Regions from separate parts of the Homo sapiens genome. Here region 2 is linked to region 1. A link is an interaction called in ENCODE POLR2A ChIA-PET data of the cell type or tissue named here. Cell type or tissue: IMR-90. All regions are shown on one strand. Each heading gives the region's core, and the rest is flanking DNA. Links, peaks and the distances in the headings are about the cores only. Region 1 overlaps CWC27 (CWC27 spliceosome associated cyclophilin). Region 2 overlaps CWC27 (CWC27 spliceosome associated cyclophilin).

Region 1 (16,609 bases), core at 4,031-12,030:
TGTTGTTGTTGTTTTAAACTGTAGTAATAAGGCCAAACAAATGACTTCAGGACTTAATTCACGCTTAGTCAAAAACTGTCTAAGTCCCCTTTAAATTGTAGAAAATGTCAAATTTATATCCCTAATATTATATCCTCTGTATTATTTGAAGAATTAAAATTCAGAAAGTTATTTAAAAGTTTGTTTAACTTGAACAAGAAGTTCCTGCCACATTTACCCCTAATTTTTCATAGGAATATAAATAGTAGAGTGGTTATGAATATGGGATTTGGAGTCAGACCTGAATTTGAATCCCAACTTGGAAACTTACTAGCTGTGGGATCTTGGGCAAATTACATAACCTTTCTAACTCTGTGCCCTAAAGTGTAAACTGGGGATAATAATAGTACCTTTTTGGTAGGTCAGTTTGTGGATTAAATGAAATACTATTTTTAAAGGGTTTAGTATGGTGTCTGGAACAATCCGTGCTCAATAAATGTGTTCTTGTTTTCATCTTCAGTGTAGTCATTATTATTTTTAAGAATTAATTTATCTATATTTGACCACTGTCAGTAGATCTATCAAGATCAGATGATTACAATATATACCATTTCTATAATATTTGACTGTTTTATGACCTTTTCTTAAATTAACTCATAATAACTCTCAGTGATTAACTTAAGGTTGGTTTCTATCATAATTCTTACCATTCTGAGATAAAAAAATTTTTGAGTTTTGATATTTTTTCAGTGGACAATAATGCCTCATTAATGAACTGTAGGCTTTTTCCTTGAGGCTAGTACTAAGAAAAAGTAGGGGAGGGGACACAGATAAAGGAACATTCATTGTAAATAGAATTTAAATATAAAGCAAAAGGATATCATCACTTTGGAGAACATAGAATTATAAGCTCAGTGTAATGTAAATATTTTTATTCCATTCCTCTCTCTTAGCCAAGTTCTAAGGTTGTGATAAAATGAAGCAAGAAGGAATATGATTATAGACCAGGTTCTCTGGTTAGTGTTCATTTTATACAGAACTATAAATAATGCTGCAAAAGACCAACGTGGTCCTTTATAAATAGGTCGTTGTCAGAGTTGCTGACCCTGGAATTATGATTATTTGAATTCTAAACTCCCTGTCCAGTTCCTGAAGTCACCTCTTTTTCTTCCTTTTTCTTCAGGATGAAGACAGCTCTTCTGTCTTAACCCTGCGCTTTCATATGGTTTGCCCTGAAATAAGTTTCTGTCATGTTGGGGAAGTTTGCTTTGTTTGTGGATCTGTTTTGAGAGAGATAGGGAGACAGCCATGTACCCCAGCTGCTTACCAGGCCTTTTTGATAGGGAATCTCATCTTCCCTATGGAAGACAGTTGTTCTGTTAGTCTACTGGCTGTAGGTTAAATGTTATTGGCTGAGCAGTTGCTGAAACCCCAGGGCAGGTGTAAGAATGCATATTACAGATTTGTTCTGGAAAGGCTCTTAAATCTTTCCACCTGTGTCCTGCTGAGTGTTAAGCACAATGTTAGATAGGCAAGAAAGCTGAGAAACTGTGCATTCCCCTGTTGCTAAAGATATTTTGAAACCTACGTCTTTCATATTTACTCCAACAATACTAAATATTTACAGAAGACACTATGAGGATTTCTTTTTTAACTAAGGGATACAAAAGACGTGTTTTAGAGTTAGCCTTTCAAAACTCCAAACTGAGGGGGCAATATAACATTCCTTTAAAGTTCAGAAACAGGAGATTTTTCCATGATAGTGGTGAACAGTGAAAGAAAAGCCACTGGTTTTCATCTTCGTTTTCTTTTTTCAAAAGTCAGTTTCCATTTTCCTTTTTGCTTGATTTTCCTAATGCTCTATTTTTCTATTCTTATTTTTTTGTTCAAGTATTTTAAAATTTTTTGTTCTTATTTTTCTCTTACTGTTGATTTTTAATTTCTCTTTTGAGTTTTTTGTTTTTTTACCATTTGTATCTGCATTTTTCTCTGCTTCCTTTAACTATTTCTGTTTCCTATTCTGAATCTTCTTTCATCTTTTGCTTTTCTCCATTGATCTCTTTCTCTCCTTTGGCCTTTTCTATTACTCAAAGTCATCCCTGCTCTGCTAAACATGAAGAGTTCCAGTGGCCTTATTTTCCAGAACTTTTTTTTTTTACATAGTTTGATCTCTGAGCTCATTCACATTTTGTCTGTCTGTGTCTCTTCATATGAGTTACTGTGATCTCTACTATCTACTTCATGTTGAAAAAAGATTCAGACTTATTTTTTCAGATATGCTTGTACATAAACACTTTTTAATTTATTTCTCCCCCTCCCTTTTTTGTTGATAAATAATAATTGCACATATTTGTGGTGTACATGTGATATTTTGATAGGTGGATACAATGTGTAATGATCACCTCAAACATTTATCATTCCTTTATGTTGGGAACTTTTGAACTCTTCTAGCTATTTTAAAATATACAATAAATTTTTAACCATAGTCACCCTACTGTGCTATCAAACACTAGAACTTACTCTTCTAACGGTATGTTTGTATCCATTAACCAACCTCTCTTTATCCTCTCCACACCACCCTTCCCAGCCCCTGGTAACCATCATTCTACTGTATACTTCCATGAGATCAACATTTCTAGCTCCCACATGTGAGTGAGAATATGCAGTATTTCATCCTTCTCTGCCTGGCTTATTTCACTTAACATCATGGCCTTAGTTCTATCTGTGTTGCTAAAAATGACAGGATTTCATTCTTTTTTTATGGCCAAATGGTATTCCATTGTGTATATGTACCACGTTTTCTTTATCCATTCATCCACTGATGGACACTTAAGTTGATTTTGTTTCTTAGCTATTGTAAATAGTGCTGCAATGAACATGTGGGTGCAGAAGTCCTTTCGATATAATGATTTCTTTCCTTTGGATAGATACTCAGTAGTGGAAATGCTGGGTCATATGGTAGCTCTATTTTTACCTTTCTGAGAAACCTCCATACTGTTTTCCATGGTGGCTATACTAATTTACGTTCACACCAACAGTGTATAAGAGTTACCTTTCTCTGCATCCTCACCAGCATTCGTTATTTGCTGTCTCTTTCATAATGACCATTCTAATTGGGGTGAGATGAGATCTCACTGTGGCTTTGATTCGCAGGTCCCTAATGATTAGGGATAGTGAACATTTTTCTACATACCTGTTGGCCATTTGTATATCTTCCTTTCAGAGATGTCTATTCAGATCCTTTGCCTACTTTTTAACAGGATTTTGGTTTTTTGCTTTTAAGCTGTGTAAGCTCCTTTTATATTCTGGATATCAGTACCTTGCTGGGTGAATAGTTCATAAATATTTTCTACATTCAACAGGTTGTCTCTTTACTCTGTTGGTCATTTCATTTGCTAGGCAGAAGCTTTTTAATTTAATTAAGTCTCATTTGTCTGTTTTTGTTTCATTGCCTGAGGTGTTAACCATAAAATTTTTGCCTGGACCAATGCCCTGAAATGTTTCCCATGTGTTCTCTTTTTATAGTTTTATAGTTTCAGGTCTTATATTTAAGTCTTTAATTCATTTTGAGTTGATTTTTGTATATGATGAGAGATGGAGGTCTAGTTTTATTCTTCTGTATATGGATATCCAGTTTTCTCAGCATCATTTATTGAAGAGGGTGTCTTTTTCCCAAAGTATGTTCTTGGCACCTTTGTTGAAAGTCAGTTGGCTGTACATATGTGCATTTATTTCTGGGTTCTCTATTCTGTTCCATTGGTCTGTGTGTCTATTTTTATAACAACACCATGCTCTTTTGGTCACTATAACTTTGTAGTATATTTGGAAGTCGGAGAGTGTGATACCTCCAGCTTTGTTCTTTGTGCTCGGTATTGCTATGGCTATTTGGTGTCTTTTGTAATTCCATACAAATTGTAGGATTTTTTTTCTATTTGTATGAAGAATGTCATTGGTATTTTAATAGGGATTGCATTGACTCTGTAGATTGTTTTGAATAGTATGGTCATATTAACAACATTAATTCTTTTGATCCATAAGCAGAGGATGTCTTTTCATTTGTTTGTATTCTCTTCAGTTTCTTTCATCAGTGTTTTGTAGTTTTCTTTGTAGAGGTCCACCTTGGTTAAATTTATTCCTAGTTTGGTGTGTGTGTGTGTGTCGCTACTGTGAATGAGATTACTTTCTTGATTTCTTTTTCAGATAGTTTGTCATTGCTCTACAGAAACACTACTGATTTTTGTATGTTGGGCTTTTGTCCTGCAATTTTACTCAATTCGCTTTCCAGCTCTAAAAGTGTTTTGTGGAGTCTTCAGGTTTTTCTACATATAAGTTGATGTCATCTGCAAAGAGAGACAATTTGACTTCTTTTCTGATTTGGATGCATTGTATTTCTTTATCTTGCCTGATTGCTCTGACTAGGACTTCCAGTACCATGTTGAATAAGAGTGGTAAAAGTGGGCATCCTTGTCTTGTTCCAGTTCTTAGAGGAAAGGCTTTCACCTTTTCCCCATTCAGTATGATGTCAGCTGTGAGCTTGTCACAAATGGCCTTTATTATATTGAGGTATGCTCCTTCCGTGCCTAATTTTTTGAGAGTTTTTAATCATAAAAATGTGTTTAATTTTAGCAGTGCTTTTCTTGCATCGATCAAGACAATCATACAATTTTGGTTCTTCATTCTGTTAATGTGATGTATTACATTTATTGATTTGTGTATGTTGAACCATAACTGCATCCCTGGGATGAATCCCACTTGATCATGGTGTGTATTATCTTTTTGATGCGTTGTTGGATATGCTTTGCTAGTATTTTGTTATGAATTTTTGTATCTATGTTCATCACTGATAGTGGCCTGTAGTTTTCTTTTTCTTGTTATGTCCTTGTCTGGTTTTGGTTACCGGGTAGTGATGGTCTCATAGAATGAATTAGGAAGAATTCTTTTATCTTCAATTTTTTGGAATAGCTTGACAAAAAAAAAAATAGTGTGTGTTCTTTATAATTTTGGTAGAATTCAGCAGTAAAGCTTGAGCTTTTCTTTGTTGGGAAATTTCTTATTACTGATTCAATTCCATTGCTTTTTACTGGTCTGCTCAGGTTTTCTGTTTATTCCTAGTTCAATCTCCAGAGGTTGTATGTGTCTAAGAATTTATTCATATTTTCTGTAGGTTTCCAATTTGCTAGCATATAGTTCACAGTAGCCTCTAAAGATCCTTTCTATTTCTGCTGTATTAATTATAATGTCTCCTTCTTTCTCATTTTATTTATTTTGGGCATTTTTCTGTTTTTCTTTGTTAGTCTTGCTAACAATTTATCTATTTTGTTTATCTTTTCAAAAAAACCAACTTTTCATTTTGAAGATTACTTGTATTGTTTGTAGTCTCTGTTGTGTTTAATTCTGTCTAATCTTTATTAATTCCTTTTTTCTACTAATTTAGGGTTTGGTTTGTTTTTGCTTTTTAATTCCTTGAGGTGCATAAATCGTTCTACTTTTTTGATGTTGGTGATTATTGCTATAAGCTTCCTTCCTAGCACTGCTTTTCCTGTATTCCATAAGTTTGGGTTTGTTGTATTTCCATTTTCATTTGTTTAAACAAGTTTATTTTCTCCTTAATTTCTTCATTGATTCAGTGGTCATTTGGGAGCATGTTGTTTAATTTCCATGCATTTGTACAGTTTCCAATGTTTCTTTTGTTATTGATTTCTAGTTTTATTCCATTATGGTCTAAGAAGATAGGTGATATGATTTTGATTTTTTTTTAATTTATTGAGGCTTGTTTTGTGGCTTCAACTATGGTCTATTCTGGAGAAGATTCCATGTGCTGATGAGGAGAATGTGTATCTTCAGCTGTTGGATGAAATGTGCTGTAAATGTCTGCTGGGTTCATTTGGCCTAAGGTGCAGTTTAAATGCAATGATTCCGTATTCATTTTCTGTCTAGATGATCTCTCCAATGCTAACAGTGGGTTGTTGAAGTCTCCAACTATTATTTTACTGGAGTCTATCTTTCCCTTTAGATCTAATAATACTTGCTTTATATGTCTGGGTGCTCGAATGTTGGGTACAAATATGTTTAGAACGTTATATCCTCTTGCTGATTTGATCCCATTATCTTTCTATAATGACCTTTGTTGTCTCTTACAATTTTTGACTTGGAATCTGTTTTATCTGAGATAAGTATAGCTATTTCTGCTCACTGTTTGGTTTCTGTTTGTGTGAAAAATCTTTTTCCATCCCTTCATTTTCAGTCTATACGTGTCTTTACAGGTGAAGTGAGTTCGTTATAGGCAGCATATTGCTGGGTCATTTTTAAATCTATTCAGTCTGGCTTTGCCTTTTAAGCAGCGAATTTAATGTGTTTACATTTGAGATTATTATTGATAGGTTAGGATTTATTCCTGTCATTTGTTCATTGTTTTATAGTTGTTTTGTATATCCTTTCCTCCTCTCTTCGTTTTTTATTATTGCCATTTCCCTTCCCTTTCTTCTTCTCCTATTTTTTGTTGCAGTTTTATGATCTTCTGTAGTGGTAATGTTAGACTCCTTTCTCTTTCTCATTTGTGCATCTTCTCTACAATGAGTTTTATACTTTCATATGTTTTCATGATGGTAGATATTGTCCTTTTGTTTTCAGGTATACGAGTCCCTTAAGCATTTCTTGCAGTTGTGGTCTAGTGGGGAAATCCCTCAATTTTTGTTTGTCTGGAAAAGACTTTATTTCTTCTTCATTTTTGAAATATAGCCTTGCTGGGTACACTATTCTTGACTAGCAGTATCTGTTTTCTTTTAGCATTTTGACTGTATCATCCCAGTCTTTCCCTGCCTGTAACGTTGCTGCTGAGAAATCTGCTGATAGTCTGATATGTATTTTCTTATATGTGACTTGATGCTTTGCTCTTGGTGTTTATAAAGTTCTCTATTTTTATTTGACTTTTTTTTTTTTTTTGGAGACAGAATCTCACTCTGTTGCCCAGGCTGGAATGCAGTGGCATGATCTTGGCTCACTGCAACCACTGCCTCCCCAGCTCAAGCGATTCTCGTACTTCAGCCTCCCAAGTAGCTGGGGTTACAGGCACCCACCACCACACTCAGCTAATTTTTGTATTTTTAGTAGTGACAAGGTTTTACCATGTTGGCCAGGCTGGTCTTGAATTCCTGGTCTCAAGTGATCTGCCTGCCTCGGCCTCCCAAAGTGCCGGGATTTCAGGCATGAGCCAACATGCCTGGCCTTGTCTTTCACTTTTGACAGTTTGATTATAATGTGGCTTTTAGGGTTGAATGTATGTCGCACTCCTTGAGCTTCCTTCCTTCCTTCCTATGCCTCTTGTAAGACTTATGAGTTTTTCTGCTCAGCTATTACTTGTTAAATATGTTTTCTATGCTTTTGCCCATCTCTTCTTCTTCTGAAATTCCCAGAATTCTAGTATTTGGGCACCTCATGGTGTCCCATATGTTGTATAGGCTTTTTTTTTTTTTTTTTTTTGGTGGGGGGGTGGTCTGATTTGGTATTCAAAAGCCATGTTTTCAAATTCAGAAATTCTTTCTTCTGCTAAATCTAGTCTATTGTTGAAGCTCTCAGTTTTTTTGTTTCATTGATTGAATTCTTCAGTTTTAGACTTTCTGTTTGATACTTTTATATGATATCTATCTCGTTGAATTTTTCATTCAGATCATGAATTTGTTTTCTGATTTCTTTGTATTGTTTATCTCTGTTCTCTTGTATCTCACTTAGTTTGTTAAATATCTTTATTTTAAATTCTTTTAGTCATGTCACAATTTTTCCTTTATTTGTTATCTGTTACTGGAGAATTATTGTGTTCCTTTGAGGATGTTGTGTTTCTTGCTTTTTCATGTTTCTTGTGTCCTTACTTTTATATGTGCACAGCTGGTCTACCAATTGCTTCTTTCATTTTTATGGATTGGCCTTCAGAGGGAAAGACTTTTTCATATATATATATATATATATATATATATATATATATATATATATACATACACACACACACACACACACACACACTGTTGGTTGGGTAGGGTGCTTCAGCTTTGCTTCTGGGTGGGTGCAGTAGTATAGACTTCTTAGCCTGTAATCAGCTAGTCAGCTTCAGTGTTGTCTGTTGAGTTCCTCAGTGATTAGGCCGCACTTGTTAGTGTAGGCTGTGGTGAGGCTTCTTTGGGTATAGGCACACCAGGTGGGTTGATCCATGGGTACCAGTACTGGCAGTAGCAGGCAGGGCAGGCCTGTCCTCAAGTTCCTAGCTGGCATGCACCAGCACCAGAAGCAGCAGGAGTGGCAAAATGGTACCCAGGCTCCCAGATGGCACATTTAGGCACCCATGGCAGTGGCTATGGGTGGGGCAGATTAATCCCCACACCTCCAGATGGTACTTGCAGGCACTGACGGTGGCAGTGAGGAAGGTTGATCCCTGGGCCCCAGGATGGCATGCTCATGCACATACACCTGTGGCAGTAGCAGGGCAGACTTGTCCTCAGGTCCCACATGACACCTGTGGGCATTGGCAATGGCAGACACAGCATGCTTAACCTCAGGCCCCTGGATGGTACATATGAGTGCCCATAGCAATGGGCAGGGCAGGTCAGTCCCCAGACCCCAGATAATGTGTGCAGATACCACTGGTGGTGACAGATGGGGCAGGCCTGTCCTCAGGCCCCCAGACAACAAGTATAGGCACTAACAGCAGTAGATGAGGCAGTCTGATCCCCTCTTCCCTGGACAACACACACTAGCACTGGTAGTGGGTGAAGTAAACCTCTCTAAACCCTGTAGTTTCTTAATTCCTAAAGAATCTGTGAACAATTATGAAAAGAGAACCCTAAGTTACTTGTAATCAGTAATAGAGAAAAGCCCTAAAATTAAATATTCATAAGGCTTTTCCTAAAAATTACATTTGATAGTTATAAAATATAGAAATAAAAGCATCCAAGTAATATTTTAAAACATACTCTAGAAATCCTAGGAAAATATCAAAAATTTAAAACAAAACAGCCATTTATATTTTAAACAGTAGCCAAAGCAAACCGAGAGTCATAGGAGAAAAACTGGTTTTGATATTTAGTGTTAGTAATGTCATCATTCTTTATATAGCTTGTTTTAATTAACTCATTTGAAATGAATCTAAAGCTTTGTGATTTTTGTGTTGCTTGTGATTTCTTAACATTATAATAAGTGCCAAATGTTTGTTAGCATAGTCAACAATTATCCAGACACTATTTTGTTCTTTGTTTTTCAATAGCTGCAAAAGTACCTGTAAAAGTATTAGTCATATTTAGGCTTCCAAGTTTTCCAGTGAACTAGGAATCTGGCTTCAGCTTGGCAACTAATTCTGAGACCTTTAGTTGCACATTTGTAAAATGGAATACAGGAAGCTAAGTTACTTGCATATTTAAAGAATCCAAGGCTATCTACCAAAAGTTCTGAGAGGTCAGTATTGTGACCAGATACAAAATAAGTACACAAAAAGTCATAGTTGCTCTGAAACAACCACATAATTTTTGAAATTATGAAAACATAATTTTTAAGATTCTAACTCACCAAATATAAATTACCTGGCAATAGCCTTTATAAAGATTTATTAAAATCTTTATGTAAAATTAAGAAAACTGCAACCTATTAAAGGAGTACATTGATATACTATGTTTCTAGAATACTTAATTTTTGACAAAAACCAAATTACCTAAAAATTATTTTATAAACCTAATATAATTCAAATAAAAATACCAGTAGAAGGAGGGAGAGAAACATGCAAACAAATATAGCCACAAAATGTTCTAATAAAAAGAGTAGGGAAACATAATTTCTCACTCCTTAGGTATGGATTACGCATGGTGACTTCCTTTCAAAGTGTACATCATGGAAAGCAAGAAATAAAAGAGTAACTTCAAGCAGAAAAGATAACTGTTAGGTATTGGGCTTAATACATGGATGATGAAATAACATGTACAATAAACCCCCATGACACGTTACCTATGTTACAAACCTTCACATATACCCCCAAACCTAAAATACACGTTTATTTAAAAAGACAGAAAGAAAGAAAGAAAGAAAGAAAGAAAGAAAGAAAGAAAGAAAGAAAGAAAGAAAGAAAGAAAAGAAAGAAAGGAGTAATTTTGCAGTGTAGAAACCTGACAAGCACTACCTCAGTGAAGTGATCAAGGTCAACATTAACAGTCATAAATCATGTTGCTAGTATGTACCCTTGAAACGATGTGATGCTAATGGCATTTTACATCTAAGGCCTTTCTCCCAATAACCCATAAGCCCAGTCTTATCATGAGAAAAATGTTGAATTGCAGCCCTGTGACATCTGACCAGTATTCCTCAAAACTGTCAAGGTGATCAAAAACAGAGAAATTCTGAAAACTTGCCACAGCCAAGAGTAGGCTAAGGAGGCATGACAACTAAATGTAATATGGTATCCTGAATGGGATTCAGGAACAGAAAAAGGATATCAAGTAAAAGCTAAGGATATTGCTCTACTTGGGTTGCTATAAACAAGATCTCACAGACTGGGTAGCTTAAACAACATTTATTTTCTCACAGTTCTGTTGGTTGGAAGTCCAAGATCAAGATGCTAGCAGGATTGGTTTCTGGTGAGGTCTCTTTTCCAGGCTTGCAGACAGCCATCTTCTTGCTGTATCCTCACATGGTCTTTCTTCTGTGCTCATGTGCTCCTCATGTCTCATCATTTTCTTTTTTTTTTTTTTTTTTTGAGATGGAGTCTCGCTCTGTCCCCCAGGCTGGAGTGCAGTGGCACAATCTCCCCTCACTGCAAGCTTCGCCTCCCGGATTCACGCCATTCTCCTGCCTCAGCCTCCCATGTAGCTGGGACTACAGGCGCCAGCCACCATGCCCGGATAATTTTTTTGTATTTTTAGTAGGGACGGGGTTTCACCGTGTTAGCCAGGATGGTCTCAATCTCCTGACCTCGTGATCCGCCCGCCTCGGCCTCCCAAAGTGCTGGGATTACAGGCGTGAGCCACCGTGCCCAGCCTCATCATTTTCTTATAAAGATACAAGTCCTATTGGATTGCTGTCCCACCCTTATGACCTTATTTAATCTTAATTGCCTGCTTAAAGGCCCTATCTTCAAATATGGTCACATAGTATATTTGTATGTATATGTATGAATGTATTCAATGTATGAATTTTGCAGGAACACAATTTGGTCCATAACACTAAAGAAATCTAAATAAATTTTGGACTTTACTTAATAACAACCTATCAGTATTGCTTCATTGAATATAACAAGTGTACCATACTAATGTAAGATGTTAGTAATACACCAGAGTAGTTTGAGGGTACAAGAACTCTCTGTACTATTTGCTCAATTTTGTGTAAATCTGAACTGTTCTAAAAATAGTCTATTAAAAAATACACAAATTTTGAGACATATGTTTAAAAATGAGTAACAGGATCATGATCTTTCCCAGTCAGATAGATGCCTAAGTATACAACAGAGTTACAATAATTAAAGCAGCAGTGTACCGTACAGGGTGGATTATTTAAGAAATGAAGTTGGGACAGTGAGGTAGCCATTTGGGGAAAATAATTAAATTAGAACTTTATCCGACCCACTATACTAAAACAAACTTCTGAACTGATTAAAGATTAACAAATGAAAAAAGAAGAAAGTGCTAGAAGAAAATATAGGTGGATATTTACATGGTCTCAATGTAGGAAGTGATGTGCCTATGTATTACAGTAGTTCTTGATGAGTTATGGTAATTTTTGTTTACTTTTTCTTCTTGCCTCTTAGGATTGTCCTACTTTGCAAAAAGAAAAACAAAAACAGTGAATGTATATTGCTGAAGCTATGAAAGTTATAAAAATAAAATAACATTTCTATAATTCTTTGATTCTATAAATAGTGTCTGCCCTCCAAATGGCTTAAGTCTAGTGTAGATAGGACATATTTAGAAATATACGTATAAACCTCCAAAGTGAGTTGGGATCAAATAAGTTATATGTGTATGATGATGTACACAAAACACTTTGAAAGGGGTATGTAGTTGTCTATGCCCATTTATATTTCCATAAAGGAATGCCTGATGCTGGGTAATTTATTTAAAAAAAAAATGAGGCTTATTTGGCTCACAGCTCTGCAGGCTATACAAGAAGGATGGCACCAGGATCTGCTTCTGGTGAGGGCCTCAGGCTGCTTCCACTCATGGTAGAAGGCAAAGGGGAGGTGGCATGGGCAGATCACATCATGACAGGGGAGTGAGAGTGAAAGGGAAGGTGCCAGGTTCTTTTTAACAACCAGTACTCAAGGAAACTGTCATAGCAACTAATAGAGTGAGAGCTCATTCATTACCACAAGATCAGCACCAAATCATTCATGAGGGATCCACCCCCATGACCCAAACACTTCTCACCAGGCCCCACTTCCAACACTGGGTATCAAACTTCAACATGAGACTTGGCAGAGCCAAAGAAACCATATTCAAACCACAGTAGCAGTATAATAGAGTATTATAAAAATGTAAATATTCAAATAAGCACAGTTTATATGCAACACATAGACACACTATTATGGACTGAATTGTATCTCCCTAAAACTCATATGTTGAAGCTCTAACTGCCAATATGATGGTATTTGGAGGTGGGGCCTTTGGAAGGAAATGCTTAGGTTTAAATGAGGTCATGAGGGTGCCCCCGCTCTCCCTGCATCCCTGTGTTGTGATTAGTGTCCTCATAAGGAAGGAAGAAACTAAAACTCTCTCTCTCTGGCACATACTGAGGAAAGCTCATGTAAGGACACAGTGAGAAGGCAGGCATTTGCAATCCAAGGAGAGAGCCCTCACCAGACACTGACTGATGGCACCTTGATCTGGGACTTCTGTCTGTGAGAAAATAAATTGCTATTGTTTAAGCCACTCAGGCCATGGTATTTTGTTATGGCAGCCCAAGCTAACTAAGACACAAAGTACAAAATAAGTTAAAATGATAATAAATGTTTGGATTGCACTTTGCCATTTGCAGAGCCCTTTCAAATCCATGATGTTTGATCCTCAGGCCACGTGAGGTAAATAGGTTGCACATTACCACCCCTCTCCACAGGTGAGGAAACAGAGGCCTGAGAAGCAATGTGACTTTCTCCAGTAATAGTGACTGAATGTAACTCAAATCAAACTCAGGGCTTCTGAGTGCATACCACAGAGGTTTCATAGAAGGTGTTAAAGAAATTCAAAGGCAGGAACAAATCCTGAGGCCCAGGGCAGTCAGAAAAGAATTTTAGGAGGAAATGGGAATTAAACTGGGCTTTGAAAAAAACAGGGACATACACCAGTGGGAAGGAGGCGGAAGGGCGTCCCAGAGAAGTGATGTGGACAAAAGTATGCTGCAGCCCACCTATGATACAGAGCAGGTCCTTTCAAAGGATCAGATGTGGGCAAAACTTGAAAATTGTTTGGTCTTGCTGAGATTTTTCTTTAAAAATAAAAAGGCTGGTTTTGCTTTTTAAATACAAGTCTCCTTTCAACCCTACCCCTAAAAAACTTAAATCAGATTCATTAAAGTTTGTAATCCACAGTCCCATAGAATGACAATCTTAGTAATAACTAGGAGCTATTTTGTTAGGTTTCTTAGAATTCTAACTTAACAGAGAAATTAGAAGCTGTCAACACAGTACACTAACACAGTACAGAGACAAATTTTGTGTATGGCAAAATTTCATAAAGAATGGCAAGGTCTTTTAACCCACATGGGGAAGGCTGTCCGAGGACAATATATGTACTTTCTCCCACCTCAAAGGCTAATCATACACTAGACAGATGTCAATCTTCAAGCAGTTTAACTGGTCCATTTGAGAAAGATAAGTGTTGGATTTTCATATCATAAAGTTAGTAGTAGTAGAAATACCTTGTTTCAGCTGTTCGAGTAACTTATTACCCTTTTCTCTGGCATTATCATGTAAGAGTTTATAAACATAATTGCTCAATGATTTGGAATTATGTATTAATACTATCAAGGAGCAAGGTGAACAAAACCAGAACTCTAGTCAAAGGTTTTGGAGGTGGCTGGCTACTCAGAAACATTTATTTATTCAGCACACATTTATTGAGGGCATTCTTCTTGGCAAGCATTGCTGGCTAGTACAAAGGCCAATTGGTACAAAGGCGAATAACAGAGCCACCATAGAGCCAGGTGTGGTGGCACATGTCTATAGTCCCAGCTGCTTGGGAGGCAGAGGCAGGAGGATCACTTGAGCCCAGCAGTTCAGGGCTATAGTGTGCTATGATTACTTGAATAGCCACTGCATTCCAGCCTGGGCAACATAGCAAAACCCCATCTCAACAAAAAAGCAGAGCCGCCACCTTCAAGAGCACCTGCAGCCTAGTAAGGGAGACAGCAGTTACACTGTAGTATGAGGAAGACTAAACCAGAGAGATATTCAAGATTCTCTGCAAGACCAGAAGAGGGTCTTAACCCTGGGGGAGAAACAGCAGGTCAGATCAGGAAAGGAATCAGGAACCATTTCTAAGATGGAGATAACACTCAGCTAACTGAGAGACAGAAGTGTATAGTGTATATAGAGGCAGCGAGGAAGAAGGAGAGTGCAGGCGTTTGTTCAGGAAACTTCAAAGAACTGGGATGTCTGGAGCATAGATGTGATGGGAGAAGGAGATGTAACAGGCTGGAGAGGGAAGCAAAAGCCAGATTATAGAAGCCACATTGGGAATTTTGGGTTTCCTTGTGTAGACAATGGAGAGCCACCAAAGCATTTAAAACAGAAGAGTTTTCATGGCTACATTTGCATTTTTGAAAAATATAAAAGACCTGAGTATTATGGACCACAAGGTAGTCCTTAGTAATTCGATGGCTGAGAGGAGATTGCCAGATATCCACCCTTGCAGAGGCAGGCTGTGGGCCCTTGGTTCTGCTCCTTTTGGACTTCCAGCTGAATGAGGTGTCCCTGCTTAGCATCCCTATTTTAGGAAGAACTAGAAGAAACTGGAACTGAGATTTCAGATAGCACTGATTAAAGGCAATAAGGAGATAAAAATTTATAGGGGGAATTAATGCTTTTTCTTTTTTGTAAGTAAGCATTCACCTAAAAGAGTTGTGCCTTTTCCCAAAGATGCTCCCACATTGCTCAAGACATTTCTGGAATTTCTCTTTTGAAATTTCTTTAATGTCCAACCTGGATTCATGTCTTTTTATGGTTGCATTTTTTAAATTTTGTACTCCAAAATAAGCACTACTCTATCTGATTTCTTATCTTCCTTACTAGACCTAGCACTGAATTGACTTTTGATGTATTCCCAAAGTTAAATCCATCTTTACAGGATGAAAGTTTTGTTACCTCTGAAGACATAGAAGAAAGTATCTGGTCAAGAAGTTATCAGCTACAAGTTTCTCGACCCTCAGTCTCAGAGACTGCCTATGAAACAGGGGTGATAATAATATTTTTCCTGCCCCCCACCACATTCAGTTATTGTAAAGATGCTACCAGACAACATGGGAAAGCTTTTTGTAGAGTGCTGCATCAGCGAGTGCTATTTTTGTTGTCTCACAGTTTGCAGGCAATTCCAAACTCTGCGTTTACCACATCGTGGTGTCTGTCTGTATGTTCTTACAGATTGTTTACTTCATGGAAGTAGGGCCTGGGTCATATTTGGCTTTGTTTTACCAGTGTCCAGCGTTGGCAGCATGCATTAAAAGCCCCCAGATGTTTTTTGAATGAATAATTGAGTCTAGCTCATTGCCTTTTCCTCAAATCACATATATCAGAAATAAATAATGCACTTGAGATTATTCAGTTCAAATAATAGACTCAGAGGCTACTTGAGTTTCTTTGAGTAGTTTGTCATTAGGAACCAGCTGTTCTCCATCTCTGAAGGGGCAAGGACAAAGGGCTAATGAAATCAATCAATCTGAAAGCATAAAAGCTCTTAAGCTTTATTTCTGTGCCCTTTACTTTGACTGCATTTAAAAATAACTAGGAACATTTTTTTTAAGTTACTGATGCTGGGACCCCATCCCAGAACAATTAAATCAATACCTTTGGAGTTGGAAGCCTGGCACTGATAGTTTTTAAAGCTACTTGGTGATTTTAACATGCAACCTGCATCGGATGCAGGGGCTCTAGAAATATGCTTTGAGAAACATTGCTTTAAACAAATAAAAAATAAAAAAAGGGGCCCTTCTCTCTAGTTCTACATCAGGTGCTATATGAGATGGATAAGAACATAAGGCATGTTCCCACTGCAGTCTTTTGAGGAAATAAAAACTAGCAATCACTAGTATGAGTGAGTGGAAAAGCAACTATCAGTATTTGGTGAGCTGTGAGAAATGAAAAGAGACTTATGCTGAGCCTGAGACTTTCTGCAGAATCTGGTAGATGTTTTAGGGAGTTTATCATCAAAATATAAGACAGTCTCTACCCACAAAAGGAAGTTGACTCTTAGCTTAGCAAGCCTTCTAGTACCAGCCAACAGGCCTGACCAGTACAAAGGGTCTGAAGGCCTTATTCCCAACACAAATCACCATGTTTGGCACCGGGAATGCAACAGTGAACAAGACTCAAACTGTCTCAAACAACTGAGTCTGTTCACAATCAAGTAAACAGGCAATTACAAAATGGGGAGAATTGATGAAAGAAATGAAATAA
Region 2 (16,609 bases), core at 3,101-11,100, 66 kb before region 1:
TTAATTCTTAACTTGTAAAATTAAAAAGCAACTCATCCATTAAATTTTGTTTGGGATGTTTACAGACCTCTAAAATCTAAAAGTCTGAAAACCACTTCCTTACATGGCACTGTTTAGAGGAACATGGTTTATAGAATCATAAGGCTGAAATCACCACTTCCTTACTTGACATTGTTTAGAAGAACATGCTTTTACAGGATTATAGGGCTGGGATCCTTGGTCTTTAAAATGCCCAGCTATAGGAGGTTTTCATGAATTCCTCTGGATCCAAACAGTTCAATCAACCATCCAGGCTTTATAACCTTTCATTGTTCTTGTCTCTTCTTCACCTCTTCCCCAATCTGCCATTCCCAATTCTTTACTCTGTCAGTATTGCTATATTCAGCCAATTGGCAAGTCTTATTTACTCACCCATTGTAGAATCTCTCATCTGTCCTATTCTAGTTCCAGGTTTGTATCACATCCTTTTTTGACAGTATAATAAAAAACCTAAACTGATCTTTTTCTCTGAAATCTCCCAGAAGTGATTCATCTATACACTGCTACTTAAGTGATCTTCTTAATATAGTTATTTTATTATTCCTCTTTTCACAAACCTTTAGAACTGTCTTATTGTATATTAAATTAAGTGTAAAATTATCTAATCATCTATGATTTTTCTCCATAATCTTGCTTTCAAGTTGTTGACCATCTTATCCTCTATTACTGCCTGTATTCTATCAGTGGAACACAGATAGATCTTGGGTAAAATGGAAGATTTTTCAACTCTTACATTTTCAGATGGTGCTGATACTGCAGATCCAGTCTGGGTAACACACTCTGAGAATTGCTGCTCTAGTTGATCTGTAGGAGCTGGCATAGGGTCTTATAAATTAGCTGATCATGATATATATTTAATAGAATTAAATCCCATTTCTTAAGGTTTAGAGAAACTGACTTTCCACACTATTCAATCCAGAAGAGATAGTTACTTTTAGTTTTGAAAAAAGTTTTAAACTTGCAGAAAACAGTACAATGAACTCATATATCTTTTACCTCGATTTGCCAGTCATTTACATTTTTTAATATTTGCACATTGCATTGCTCTCTGTATGTTTGTATACATATGTACATACATTTTTCTTTCTCTTTTTTTTTTTTTTTTTGAGACGGAGTCTCGCTGTCACCCAGGCTGGAGTACAGTGGCGCGATCTCGGCTCGCTGCAACCTCCACCTCCCAGGTTCAAGCTATTCTTCTGCCTCAGCCTCCTGAGTAGCTGGGACTACAGGCATGCACCACCATGCCTGGCTAATTTTTGTATTTTTAGTACAGATGGGGTTTCACCATATTGGCCAGGCTGGTCTCAAACTCCTGACCTCATAATCCACCCACCTCTGCCTCCCAAAGTGCTGGGATTACAGGCGTGAGCCACCACGCCTAGCCACATGCATACATTTTTCTCTTGAACTATTTGAAGGTACCTTAGTGATACCAGGTCTTTACCCTAAATACCTATGTGTATATTTCCTAAAGAAGGACTTTCTCTTATATAAACATTGATTGACACTGTTAAGTAATTTACAAAGTCCAAATTTTGTCTTTTATTCTAATAATGTCCTTCATAGCTGTTATTTTTTCCCATTCCAGGATTCAATCCAAGATAATGCAGAAAGTATAGTTATAGAGAGATGTTTTGAGATTATGTAAATATATCATTCCTTATCAAGCTTTCACCCTTAGTTTTTTTGTTTTGTTTTGTTTTGTTTGTATTATACTTTAAGTTCTGGGATACATGTGCAGAACGTGCAGGTTTGTTACATAGGTATACATGTGCCACCATCGTTTGCTGCACCTATCAACCCATCGTCTACATTAGGCATTTCTCCTAATGCTATTTCTCCCCTAGAACCCCACTTCCCAACAGACCCTGGTGTGTGATGTTCCCTTCCCTGTGTCCATGTGTTCTCATTGTTCAACTCCCACTTATGAGTGAGAACATGTGGTGTTTGGTTTTCTGTTCCTGTGTTAGTTTGCTGAGAATTATGGTTTCCAGCTTCATCCATGTCCCTGCAAAGGACATGAGTTCATCCTTTTCTATGGCTGCATAGTATTCCATGGTGTATATGTGCCACATTTTCTTTATCCAGTCTATCATTGATGAGCGTTTGGGTTGGTTCCAAGTCTTTGCTATTGTGAATAGTGCTGCAGTAAACATAGGTGTGCATATGTCTTTATAGTAGAATGATTTATAATCTGTTGGGTATATACCCAGTAATGGGATTGCTGGGTCAAATGGTATTTCTGGTTCTAGATCCTTCAGGAATCACCACACTGTCTTCCACAATGGTTGAACTAATCTACACTCCCACCAACAGTGTAAAAGCATTCGTAATTCTCCACATCCTCTCCAGCATCTGTTGTTTCCTGACTTTTTAATCATCACCATTCTAACTGGCGTGAGATAGTGTCTCACTGTGGTTTTGATTTGCATTTCTCTAATGACCAGTGATGATGAGCTTTTTTTCATATGTTTGTTGTCTGCATAAATGTCTTCTTTTGAGAAGTATCTGTTCATATCCTTTTCCCACTTTTTGATGAGGTCATTTGGTTTTTTCTTGTAGATTTATTTAAGTTCCTTGTAGATTCTGGATATTAGCCCATTGTCAAATGGATAGATTGCAAAAATTCTCTCCCATTCTGTAGGTTGCCTGTTCACTCTGATGGTAGTTTCTTTTGCTGTGCAGAAGCTCTTTAGTTTAATTAGATCTGATTTGTCAATTTTGGCTTTCGTTGCCATTGCTTTTCATGTTTTAGTCATGAAGTCTTTGCCCATGCCTATGTCCTGAATGGTAATGCCTAGGTTTTCTTCTAGGGTTTTATGGTCCTAGGTTTTACGTTTAAGTCTTTAATCCATCTTGAGTTAATTCTTGTGTAAGATGTAAGGAAGGGGTCCAGTTTCAGTTTCCTGCTTATGGCTAGCCAGTTTTCCCAACACCATTTATTAAATAGGGAATCCTTTCCCCATTGCTTGTTTTCATCAGGTTTATCAAAAATCAGATGGTTGTAGATGTGTGACATTATTTCTGAGGCCTCTGTCCTATTCCATTGGTCTGTATGTCTGTTTTGGTACCAGTACCATGCTGTGTTGGTTACTGTAGCCTTGTAGTATAGTTTGAAGTCAGGTAGCATGATGGCTCCAGCTTTGTTCTTTTTGCTTAGGATTGTCTTGGCTATACAGCCTCTTCTTTGGTCCCATATGAAATTTAAGGTAGTTTTTTCTATTTCTGTGAAGCAAATCAATGGTAGCTTGATGGGGATAGCATTGAATCTATAAATTACTTTGGGCAGTATGGCCATTTTCATGATACTGATTCTTCCTATCCATGAGCATGGAATGTTTTTGCGTTTGTGTCCTCTCTTACTTCCTTGAGCAGTGGCTTATAGTCCTCCTTCAAGAGGTCCTTCACATCCCTTGTGAGTTGTATTCCTAGGTATTTTATTCTCTTTGTAGCAATTGTGAATGGGAGTTCACTCATGATTTGGCTCTCTGTTTGTCTATTATTGATGTATAGTAATACTTGTGATTTTTGCACATTTATTTTGTATCCTGAGACTTTCCTGAAGTTGCTTATCAGCTTAAGGAGATTTTGGGCTGAGATGATGTGGTTTTCTAAATATACAATCATGTCATCTACAAACAGGGACAATTTGACTTCCTCTCTTCCTATTTGAATACCCTTTATTTATTTCTCTTGCCTGATTGCCCTGGCCAGAACTTCCAATATTATGTTGAATAGGAATGATGAGAGAGGGCATCCTTGTCTTGTGCTGGTTTTCAAAGGGAATGCTTCCAGCTTTTGCCCAGTCAGTATGATATTAGCTGTGTGTTTGTTGTAAGTAGCTGTTATTATTTTGAGATACGTTCCATCAATACCTAGTCTACTGAGAGTTTTTAGCATGAAGGGCTATTGAATTTTATCGAAGGCCTTTTCTGCATCTATTGAGATAATCATGTGGTTTTTGTCATTGGTTCTGTTTATGTGATGGATTACGTTTATTGATTCGCCTATGTTGAACCAGCCATGCATCCCAGGGATTTAGCTGACTTGATCGTGGTGGATAAGCTTTTTGATGTGCTGCTGGATTTGGTTTGCCAGTATCTTATTGAGGATTTTCACATCAATGTTCATCAGGGATATTGGCCTGAAATTTTCTTTTTCTGTTGTGTCTCTGCAGGTTTTGGTATCAGGATGATGCTGGCCTGATAAAATGAGTTAGGGAGGAGTCCTTCTTTTTCTATTTTGTGGAATAGTTTCAGAAGGAATGGTACCACCTCGTCTTTGTAGCTCTGGTAGAATTCGGCTGTGAATCCTTCTGGTCCTGGCCTTTTTTTGGTTGGTACGCTATTAATTACTGCCTTAAATTCAGAACTTGTTATTGGTCTATTCAGGGATTTGACTTCTTTCTGGTTTAGTCTTTGGAGGGTGTATGTGTCCAGGAATTTATCTATTTCTTCTAGATTTTCTAGTTTATTTGCATAGAGGTATTTATATTATTCTCTGATGGTAGTTTGTATTTCTGTGCAACCAGTAACGATATCCCCTTTATCATTTTTTATTGTGTCTATTTGATTCTTCTCTTTTTTCTTCTTTATTAGTCTGGCTAGTGGTCTATTTTGTTGATATTTTCAAAAAAATCCAGCTCCTGGATTCATTGATTTTTTGAAGGGTTTTTTGTGTCTCTATCTCTTTCAGTTCTACTCTGATCTTAGTTATTTCTTGTCTTCTGCTAGCTTTTGAATTTGTTTGCTCTTGCTTCTCTAGTTCTTTTATTGTAATGTTATGGTGTCGATTTTAGATCTTTCCAGCTTTCTCCTGTGGGTATTTACTGCTATAAATTTCCCTCTAAACACTGCTTTAGCTGTGTCCCAGAGATTCTGGTTCATTGTGTCTTTGTTTTCATTGGTTTCAAAGAACTTATTTATTTCCACCTTAATTTTGTTATTTACCCAGTAGTCATTCAGGAGCAGATTGTTCAGTTTCCATGTAGTTGTGTGGTTTTGAGTGACTTTCTTAATCTGGAGTTCTAATTTGATTGCACTGTGCTCTGAGAGACTGTTATGATTCCTGTTCTTTTGCATTTGCTGAGGAGCATTTTAGTTCCAGTTATATGGTAAATTTTAGAATAAGTGTGATGTGGTGCTGAGAAGAATGTATATTCTGTTGATTTGGGGTGGAGGATTCTGTAGATTTCTATTAGGTCTGCTTGGTCCAGAGCTGAGTTCAAATCCTGAATATCCTTGTTAATTTTCTATCTTGTTGATCTGTCTAATATTGACAGTGAGGTGTTAAAGTCTTCCACTATTATTATGTGGGAGTCTAAATCTCTTTGTAGGTCTCTAAGAACTTGCTTTACAAATCTGGGTGCTCCTGTATTGGTTGCATGTATATTTAGGATAGTTAGCTGTTCTTATTGCATTGATCCCTTTACCATTATATAATGCCCTTCTTTGTCTTTTTTGATCTTTGTTAGTTTAAAGTCTGTTTTATCAGAGACTGGGATTGCAATCTCTGCTTTTTTTTTTTTTTTTTTTGCTTTCCATTTGCTTTGTAAATATTCCTCCATCCCTTTATTTTGAGCCTATGTGTGTCTTTGCACATGAGATGGGTCTCCTGAATACAGCACACCAATGGGTCTTGACTCTTTATCCAATTTGCCCATCTGTGTCTTTTAATTGGGGCATTTAGCCCATTTACATTTAAGGTTAATATTGTTATGTGTGAATTTGATCCTGTCATTATGATGCTAGCTGGTTATTTTGCCCATTAGTTGATGCGGTATCTTCATAGTGTCGATGGTCTTTATAATTTGGCATGTTTTTGCAGTGGCTGATACCGGTTTTTCCTTTCCATGTTTAGTGCTTCCTTCAGGAGCTCTTGTAAGGCAGGCCTGTTGGTGACAGAATCTCTCAGCATTTGCTTGTCTGTAAAGCATTTTCTTTCTCCTTCACTTATGAAGCTTAGTTTGGCTGGATATGAAATTCTGGGTTGAAAATTCTTTTCCTTAAGAATGTTGAATATTGGCCCCCACTCTCTTCTGGCTTGTAGGGTTTCTGCAGAGAAATCCACTGTTAGTCTGATGGGCTTCCCATTGTGGGTAACCTGACCTTTCTCCCTGGCTGCCCTTAACATTTTTTCCTTCATTTCATCCTTGGTGAATCTGACAATTATATGTCTTGGGGTTGTTCTTCTCAAGGAGTATCTTTGTGGTGTTCTCTGTATTTCCTGAATTTGAATGTTGGCCTGCCTTGCTAGGTTGGGGAAGTTCTCCTGGATAATATCCTGAAGAGTGTTTTCCAGCTTGGTTCCATTCTCCCCATCACTTTCAGGTACACCAGTCAAACATAGGTTTGATCTTTTCACATAGTCCCATATTTCTTGGAGGCTTTGTTCGTTCCTTTGCATTCTTTTTTCTCTAATCTTGTCTTCACGCTTTATTTCATTAAGTTGATTTTTAATCTCTGATATCCTTTCTTACGCTTGATCGGTTCTGCTATTGATACTTGTGTATGCTTCATGAAGTTCTCGTGATGTGTTTTTCAGCTCCATCAGGTCATTTAATGTCTTCTCTACACTGTTTATTCTAGTTAGCAATTCTTCTAACCTTTTTGTGAAGTTCTTAGCTTCCTTGCATTGGTTTAGAACATGCTCCTTTAGCTCAAAGGAGTTTGTTATTACCCGCCTTCTGAAGCCTACTTCTGTCAATTCATCAAACTCATTCTCCATCCAGTTTTGTTCCCTTGCTGGCGAGAAGTTGTGATCCTTTGGAGGAGAAGAGGTGTTCTGATTTTTGGAATTTTCAACCTTTTTGTGCTGGTTTTTCCTCATCTTCCTGGATTTACCTACCTTTGGTCTTTGATGTTGGTGACCTTCAGATGGGGTTGTCTTGTCGGCGTCCTTTTTGTTAATATTGATATTGATGCTATTCCTTTCTGTTTGTTAGTTTTCCTTCTGACAGTTAGGCCCCTCTGCTGCAGGTCTGCACGAATTTGTTGGAGGTCCACTCCAGATCCTGTTTGCCTAGTTATTACCAGTGGAGGCTGCAGAACAGCAAAGATTGCTGCCTGTTCCTTCTTCTGGAAGCTTCATCCCAGAGGGGAACCCGCCAGATGCCAGCTGGAGCTCTCCTGTATGAGGTTTCTGATGACCCCTGCTGGGAGGTGCCTTCAAGTCAGGAGGCACAGGTGTTAGGGACCCACTTGAGGAGGCAGTCTGTCCCTTAGCAGAGCTCGAGTGCTGTGCTGGGAGATCGCTGCTCTCTTTAGAGCCAGCAGGCAGAAACATTTAAGTCTGCTGAAGCAGCACCCACAGCCGCTTTTTCCCTCAGGTGCTCTGTCCCAGGGAGATGGGAGTTTTATCTATAATCCCCTGAATGGGACCGCTGCCTTTCTTTCAGAGATGCCTTGCCCAGAGAGGAGGAATCTGGAGAGGCAGTCTGGCTACAGCGGCTTTGCCAAGCTGCACTGGGCTCCGCCCAGTACTAACTTCTGGTCGGCTTTGTTTACACTGTGAGGGGAAAACCGCCTACTCAAGCCTCAGTAATGGTACACGTCCCTTCCCCCACCAAGCTGGGGTGTCCCAGGTCAACTTCAGACTACTGTGCTGGCAGCGAGAATTTCAAGCCGGTAAATCGTAGCTTGCTGGGCTCTGTGGGGGTGGGATCCACTGAGCTAGACCACTTATCTCCCTGACTTCAGCCCCTTTTCCAGGCATGTGAACAGTTCTGTCTCACTGGCATTCCAGGTGCCACTGGGGTATGAAAAAAAACCTCCTGCAGCTCTGTGTCTGCCCAAACAGCTACCCAGTCTTGTGCTTGAAACCCAGGGCCCTGGTGGTGTAGGCTCCAGAGGGAATCCCCTGGTCTTTGGGTTGCGAAGACTGTGGGAAAAGCTTAGTATCTGGGCTGGAGGGCACCGTTCCTCACGGCACAGTCCCTCAGGGCTTCCCTTGGCTGGGGGAGGGAGTTCTCTGACTCCTTGCACTTCCCGGTGAGGCAGCGCCCCACCCTGTTTCGGCTCACCCTCCGTGGGCTGCACCCACTGTCTAACCAGTCCCAATGAGATGAACCAGTTACCTCAGTTGGAAATGCAGAAATCACCCGCCTTCTGCATTGATCTTGCTGGGAGCTGCAGACCAGAGCTGTTCCTATTCAGCCATCTTGCCAGCTACCACCTGCACCTTAGTTTTAGTATTCACCAGTGATTTTCTACTTCCATCATTTCTTTTATATTTATAGTTTTGCATTCCACTCTAAAAAAGGGCTTTCCTTTGTTCTCCATTTATTTATTATGTCAATATAAACTCTTGGAATCTTATTTTATGAGTCACAGTCTGCTTTTACCATTATTTCTTTTGATGCTCAAAATAAATTATTTTATTTCATTTTTACTTGGCCAGTGGGAGCTCCTTGAAGCTGGCTTTTTCTTTCTTTCTTTCTTTTTTTTTTTTTTTTTTTTTTTTGAGACAGTCTTACTTTGTCGCCCCGGCTGGAGTGGAATGGCACGATCTTGGCTCACTGCACCCTCTGCCTCCTGAGTTCAAGCGATTCTCCTGCCTCAGCCTCCCAAGTAGCTGGGACTACAGGCATGTGCCACCATGCCTGGCTAATTTTTGTATTTTTGTAGAGATGGGGTTTCACCATGTTGGCCAGGCTGGTCTTGAACTCTTGACCTCAAGTGATCTGGCCCATGTTATTTTGATATGTTCCTATTATTTGAGCACTTCCTTGTTTTCTGATTTAACAAGCTGTTCTAGGTTTATATTATAGTTTATTTCCCAAGCCCAGAAATCACCCTTTTTCCTAAGGAGCTCTGGTTTCTTTAAGAGGAAAATCATATTTAGAAAATCAAGATCTGGGTGCTAGATTGCTCAATCCTATTGCTTCTAGGCTCTCTCAGTAAACAGCTAAAAGATATACTGGTAGTCTAAGTACAGTACCATACTGCAGGGCACATTTTAGTCTTTGCCCCTTTCCATATTTAACTTTGTTCTCCAATAGTGAGAATACTTGCTTCTTTGCTACTTTTTTTATTCAGGCAAATATATTATTTAAAAATTTATCTACATATTTATTACAGAAACATATTTATTACAGAAATATAAAACATTTATTACAGAAAATATAAAACATTTATTACAGAAAAAATTTATCATAAAACAAAAAGAAGAAAATAAAATCACCTTTATTCTCACCTAACAATAGCCACCACAGAATATACTTCCATTCCTTTTTATTTTCTGAACATATGTGTATAGAAGTATAGAAATCATATTTTTTACACTTTCATTTTTTAAATGAGATTGGACGTTAAATTGCTAAATGTAAAATCTTACACTTGTGAGGTGTTTTTGCCCCTCTGCCACACTATCAGGAGTATGATTTCAGAGAATCCTGCTATATCAGATAGATATGGGCTTCATTACTTGCTCCAATTTGGAGGCTGAGAAATCTTGGGCAGGTCATTTCTGAGCCTCAGTTTCCTTATCTGTAAGATGAGAGTAATAATAAATAAATAAATTTATTATATTAAATAATGTACAAAAATCACCAATTATAGACTTCTTGGCATGACAGGCAGTCAGCAAATTATAACTATTTTGCAGATTATCAAAGCAGTTATTTACATGAGTAGATAAATAATTTGTTAATAAATGTTACATGTTGAATATATTATATGAGATTAAAGCATTTTTGAGTGCAGGAAGTGCTTTATTTTATACTAATAAAGAAAAATATTGCCTGGGTGCAATGGTTCATGCCTATAATCCCAATATTTTAGGAGGCTGAGACAGGAGTATGCTTGAGGTCAGGAGTTCGAGACCAGCCCAGGCAACATAGTAAGACCCCCGTCTCTACAAAAATAAAAATAACAAAATAGCCGGGCATGGTGGTATGCACCTGTAGTTGTAGCTACTCAGGAGGCTGAGGTGAGAGCATCACTTGAACCCAGGAGTTCAAGGCTACAGGGAATTATGATTATAATCATGCCACTGCACTCAAGCGTGGGTGACAGAGCAAGACCCTATCTCTTTAAAAAAAAAAAAAAAAAAAAAAGATAAAAGAAAAACATTGCAATAGATCTCTTTAAAATAAATGGCCAATATGAAAACACACATATATATGTATAATATATTTAAGGCAAACCTGGATGTACCCCCTCTGCATATAAATCCATAAATTAGGAATCACAGTTTTATACGCACCAAAAGATTGATGAATACATGTGTTATTTTCTGTCAGAATGTGCTTGGTCAGCCTGTTTTTAGCTTTTTTGCTTGTAACGAGTAAGGAAAACATTGGCTTTCCACAGTCAACCAAATATTTGTTCTGCTGCTACTTACTCGTTACTGTAGACTAAATAATTTTTCTTGCCTTGAGCAGCATAAATATGGCTTTACTCCGGACTTTAGACACTTCAGCTTTAATTTTATGCCTGTGCATATAATGCCACATGTGTGCCTGTATAATAAAATTGTAAATACTTTATCTTCTGTTGTGTGGTGAAGAGGCTCATTGTACTCAGGTATACAAAAATGATTCCAGAAGAAAAAGATAATGATATCTGCTAAAATGAATGGGGAGAGGGGAGAATGCTGGCATGGAACATAGAAATATAACTCTCCTAAAGAAAAAAGCAGACATTGAAAGTCTTAAATGTTTAAAACAGGGCATCAGGTATGCTTTTCAATAAAAACTGGTGATAGCAGTGGTAAAATGTTTCATCAGTATGATTATACTCCTAGGTGAAAAAAAAGATGGAGACAAGGGAAAAAATGAAGTTAACGAATAAAACAAATGTTATTTCAGATCACGGCCCTGTGTGTGTTACTAAGGAAAGATATAAGGATTTATAACATATATTTGTTTTCCATTTATTTTTATGAAGGAATTAAAGAAATTATCAGAAAATACTAAAAGGGAACAAAGCATTTTAAAAACATTCCAACAATGGCATGCTGCTTTTTATACAGTATGCAGTGAAGTTCCTTGCATTTCAAAGGCAAGGGTAGCTAAATCTGCCTCAGCCCCTTAGCGTTCTGTACTACCCTTATCTTGCCATTTACAACATGAAAGTATAATAATCTATTTACATGCTGGTATATACCACTATGAGTTTCTGACAAACATGGCACATCTTGGTGGTAGTTCATTTATTCTACAAATACTTATTCAATGTCTACTATGTGCCAGGCACACTTTTGGACATTTTGGATACATCAGGTAAGAATATAAATACCTCTGCCCCATGAACCTTACATTCTACCTATATTGCAAAGTTCCTAGCACATCGTAGATTTCTTCTCATGGTCATAAGATGTCTGCACCAATTCTAAGCATCACATCTTCATAGAAAAGCATCCAAAACAGGAAGGAAAAATTAGAAGCAAAAGGGCTTTCTCCTTTTGGGCCTTTCTTTTCATAGGAAAGAAAATCTTTCCCAGAACCCTCAAACATGTGATCTGGACCAAACACTGGCTGGCAAAGAGTGGAATTTCTTAAGTCTGAGCAACAAGAAGAAAACCGTTACCATAACTACCAACTCACCTGCATCTGTGCCATGTGCTTGCCTGCCCACCTATAACTAAGGATGAGCTGTTTGTAGTCTTAGGTCAACTCCTCCACTTGTGCCTTGGATCCTGCCGCACGCCCCCATCACCTACTTGCGGACATTACTCCAACAGTTCTTTTCTTTCTGTCCTGTATTATCAAATTTCTGTTCTTACTGGATTTTCATGCTCTTTCATCATTATGAAAGCATGCAGTAATTTCTTCATTAAAAAAAAAAAGTATATCTTGTCTCCACATCCCCCTCTAACTACTGTCCTTTAGCTCTGCTTCCTTTTCTAGAAAAAAACTCCTTAAAGAAATATACATGCTTGTCATCTCCAATTCCCCTTTTCCTGTTTACTCTTAAATTTACTCCAGTTAGACTTCCGTTCACACACAACTGCTTAGCCCTCTTAAGTGACCTATTACCAGATTTTACACTGTTGGTCACTCCCTCCTCCTTGAATTATTGTTTACTTGGCCTCTAGTTTTTTCTCTCTTATACTAAATTTATTTGAAAACATCTTTAAATCTCATGGATTTACATATCATCTATTGCTAATAATTTCCAAAGTGTTTAACATGCATCTGAAACTTAACATGTCCCAGATTAAGCTATTGATCTTATATTTCAAACCTGCTCCTCCTGAAATCATCCCTGTCTCAGTTAATTTTGGAATCGTTTTTTGTTCCCCTTTCTTTTCTACCCCATCAAATTGATCAGCAAATCCAGGATCTGTAGGCCAACAATTTCCACTGGTAGTACCTGGTCAGCCACAATCATCTCCCGTGTAGATTAGTGCAGTCGTTTCATAATTGATCTCTTTGTTTCTACAAGTGACCTCTGAAAGTCTATTCTCAACATAGTATCCAGGATGGTCCCTTAAAAATATGGCAGATCTTGTCACTCTTTTTTTTAAACCCACCAATGGATTTCTTAAAAGTTAAAGCCTCTATGTTTGTCTAGTAGACTCTATAAAATCTGTACTCTCTCCCCTTCTGTTTACCTCTCTGATCTCATCTCCTTATACTTCTCTCTCATTCATGCTGTTCTAGGCACAGTAGCCCCTTTGCTTATCTGAGTACACATTTGGCATGTTCCCTGCCTCAGGGCCATTGCTCATGCTGTTACCTTTTCTGGACTGTGGTTCCTCCAGATGTTCACATGGCTCATTCCCTTACCTCTCAGGTATTTTCCCAAATGTCACCTTCTCAATGAGACTTTCTTTGACCACTTCTACCTGACACTCCCAAATTGTTCTTCTCCACTTTGTTCCTTGTGTTACTACCTTGTAATATACTATATGTCTTATTAATTTGTTGTTTGTTTTCTGCCTTCCCCAGTAAAATTTTTGTCCGTTTTCTTTATTGTTGCTTTCCTAACACCTATAACAGTGTTTGACATTCTCCAAAATAAAATTGGAGGCTGAATAAGTGAACCAATGAAAGATGAACTCTAAAAGGCTTAAAACATTTATAATACATCCTTTGATACTGAGCATTAAGTTGCCTAAACCACTTCTCCTTTTGTTAACAAAAAAGAAGATAGAAGAATTATTACTTGGGCAGTCTACTGTGTCTAAGTTCATACTTGTGAAAAACTTATTTTTTCCCCTGCCTTTTCCTCTCATTTCTCTCTGACAAGAGCCCATGAGAAAGGTAGGATAACAGGTATTTTGCACAAAGAAGTTGTGACTCAGAGAAGTAATTGATGTTTCCCCAAGAGCACTAACAGAGCTGATAGGACCTAGATTGCCTGACAGCAACTGTAGTCCTCTTTCCATAATGGTAACAGTCAATATGAAGTATGATATTTTGTAGAATACTGTATAATCCTTCATGTGAGCTTAGAGACGAAACCTACCTTCAGAAAAGTGATTATGAATTGACGTTAGTGGGGTTTTTTAACCTGTCATTTGAATGAAAAAGAAACTTGCTGCATATTTAAGATTCTGGGTTTTTTCTATATCTTGAATCAACCAACTTTCATAATAATTGATAAGTTTGTTATTGATATCTTATTTACTGCCAGTATATTCTTTTAATAGAGCAGAATAGAGAATATGTTGCTTTGCTATCAGATTTCTCCACATTTTGCCCACATCATTCCCATCTTTTCCCAACCAGAAGTTATCTCCTCCAGCAACTGTTTAAGCCAAAAGCAGTCAAATTACTCAAAATGCTAATTAGATTTGTAATTTTTAATCAATTGAGTAAAGTGAGGAGGCATGATTGTTAGCATTTTGTTAGGTGATAGAAAAAGATATTTGTAAACTCTTTTACCTAGAAGGAATTCTTTAAAGTAGCCAGGTGAGCTAAGATGCTAGTATATTAGCTATGTACATATACAGAGACATATACCACAAATGTGTACACATTATGTAATGCATATAGCAAATAATATATCTAGCACTAAAACTATATTGAATGCAATTTATTCTCTTTGACATTTCAAAATGCATTTCTAGATTTTGTGGCACCTTTGGTAGATACCAGGGACATCACTTATCATTGCATTGTGGATAAAATAGATGTGCATATTCACAAAACTTGGAGAATAGTGTGATGGGCATTCAGATTCACTGTTCAGTGACAAAAAGACTGGCTACCTTCATGTTCTAAATGGAACTAGAAGATGGAGCAGATGAAGGCAGATGAGTTATTCATCTGGGCCTTAAGAATGAATACATCTATGTTGAGATGTTTATTAATGAAACTACTGTTTCCATTTACCCGTATTAGCTTTTCCAGTTATAGAAAATTACCTGTCAAGTTTTACTTCTTTCCTGTAATTAGACAATTTCTTTTCCATGTGCTTTTTATATTGGCATCCTAGGTTAAAGGTGATTTTTGATTGGCAAGGTAAGTAGTCAATCCTTGCAGCTGATGAGGACTTAACATTTTTGTCATTACTGTTCTTCTAATGGTTAATCTGCCTGATGAAAAAGAGCCAAACAGCATCTTAACACCAACCAGAGCTCAGCTCAGCCTAGTACATAGGTCTATGTGACCAGTTATTATTTCCTTTAGACTTGCATTTCTCATCTGTCTCTGAGCACCTTCTTGTATCTATTGGCCATTTATTTGGCTTTCTTTGATCCTTTGTTTTTTGAAAACTAAAACATTTCTTGTATCAGCAACCTGCTATAGTCTATTCCAACCATATTTCCATGTATCGTCTTACTGCTGCTTCCTAAAAAGGAAACATTCCCTCCAGCCAGCAACTGTTCCACCTTGTTTCTCATCAGTAGGGTTGGCACCAGTTCAAGTTCTGTCAACACTGTTCCATCAGATAAAGCTGTTACTAACATAAAAGATGAGGGGGCTGGTATGCATACACACTATTCAAGCACCAATGAGCAGGCTAATAGCATTCTTATTGCTCCTGTGTTAGCCTGCCTGCAGTCTAGTCTAACTTGGCTGTACCTTAGTGCTGGTGGTGATACTTGCCCATGCATATATCAGCATCTGTCTGATAATAGTTGAGTCCTTTGGATGAGAGTGTATGTTTTCTGGTTTTCATTGACAAAATGGTTAATAATTAAGCTTCTGTATAAGATCTTTATGTAAACATCATTTTAATAAGCTAAAAGTCTAATCAGAATATAAGCAGTATGTCCACAATCTGTTATTATCTGTACCATTTCACTAGTTATTAACAGAATTGGATAAGCTTCACTTTTACAAAATGTTATATGGCATGCTTAATTTCAGCTCATTCAGCATAATGGTGATCTTCTAGAAAGAGAGAAAAGAAGTATCAGACAGAAATATTTCCTATGGGCCTCCCCTCTTTGTAGAAAGAAATCTGGCATTACATGTTTTTGGGGAGCAGGGAATATAAGAAAGGACTTTAGGGAGAGCCTTATATATCATTTTGTTCCAAAGGATAGATGTTCATTTTGGGCATTATCAGTCAACCACACTGAATCACCTTCTGTGTTATGTGATCAGTTTAGTTGTGTCAAATCAGAAAAGATTTAATCAAAAGCTCCAATCTTTTAATTCCCTGCATTTATTATGGTCCTTGTCAGTTCTGCTAAGTGCTCAGGTATGCACAGAGAATTTCCAGACACTTATATCATCTTGATTACTTGCTTCATCTTTATCCTGCTGCCCTGGACCATTTGTGAGCCATTAAAAATCTTTTATCCTGTTTAAGGCTTAAGCTAGAGGCAGGTCTAGTCTCTAGGTTAGAGTTTAGAACAGGGTTTTTCAAATTGTAGGTAGTAATTCACTGGTGGGTTATGAAATCAATAGTGTATCTCAGTCAGCACTTTTTATTTAATGGGATGGCATCGACTAGAAAAAATCAGAGTATATCACATGTAATAATGGTTTTAAATATTGTTTTATGATATTTCAAATTTTTTTGTATTTGGTTAACAATATGAAATTGCCATTTTTGTAGGTAAAAGCCAATATAATATCATCAATTTTTTATGGCTCAACCTTATATATACAGTTTTATCTAGTAGATGTACTAACCGTATATATATGTAGAGCTTAGATGAAAAAAATTTTTTCTACATATTTCCAGTCAACAGTTCAAAAGCCATTGGGTTACAATAAATGTCTAATATATTGCACCATGCTAGACCAAGAAGAAATCCATTAGACACTTACCTCTAGATCTAAAAGAGCTAGTTTCTACTTGGTAGAACAGGACTCATTCATGAGAAACAAATATTTTGTAATTAATAGTCAAACAGTGTTAATAATTAATAATCATAATTTAGCAGTATTCATAGTTAACAGGCAGCATTTGTGTTTCAAATGCTAAAATTGAGTGTGCAGATGAACTGTAAGATTCAGAGACATTCAGAGTAGTGAGAACTAGTATCATCAAGAGACTCTTCCTCATTGAGGGAGGTAAAATGTAGAAATGAGTGTGACTAGAGGGGAGAGGATAGAATATTCATGCTTCATCTCTGTAACATGAGTTTAATAATAGTCTACAGAACCTTGATTCCATAGTAGAAGCAGAAATCATGAATAGTAGATAATTTTGATGAAATAGGA

What was found. ChIA-PET counts read pairs that join two places held together with the same protein. Peaks named below come from ENCODE experiments on the same cell type or tissue, not always from the same donor. Only the 100,000 strongest peaks of a DNase experiment are listed, where the experiment ranks them.
Region 2: POLR2A ChIA-PET joins it to region 1 with 18 read pairs; 2 of 35 experiments call an interaction of 5 or more read pairs at or near these places.

Annotation. Positions count from the first base shown.
Region 1 is chr5:64,996,941-65,013,549 of GRCh38, forward strand. All of the region lies in intron 13 of CWC27 (CWC27 spliceosome associated cyclophilin), which reads left to right. Among named protein-coding and RNA genes, the nearest start is that of CWC27, 240 kb to the left of the region's middle. In IMR-90, for the core only: no CTCF peak of the experiment used is centred there; no DNase peak of the experiment used is centred there.
Region 2 is chr5:64,932,368-64,948,976 of GRCh38, forward strand. All of the region lies in intron 11 of CWC27 (CWC27 spliceosome associated cyclophilin), which reads left to right. Among named protein-coding and RNA genes, the nearest start is that of CWC27, 170 kb to the left of the region's middle. RefSeq lists enhancers at 7,429-7,972, 7,973-8,515. In IMR-90, for the core only: no CTCF peak of the experiment used is centred there; a DNase peak (open chromatin) is centred at 7,544; H3K27ac peaks cover 424 bases.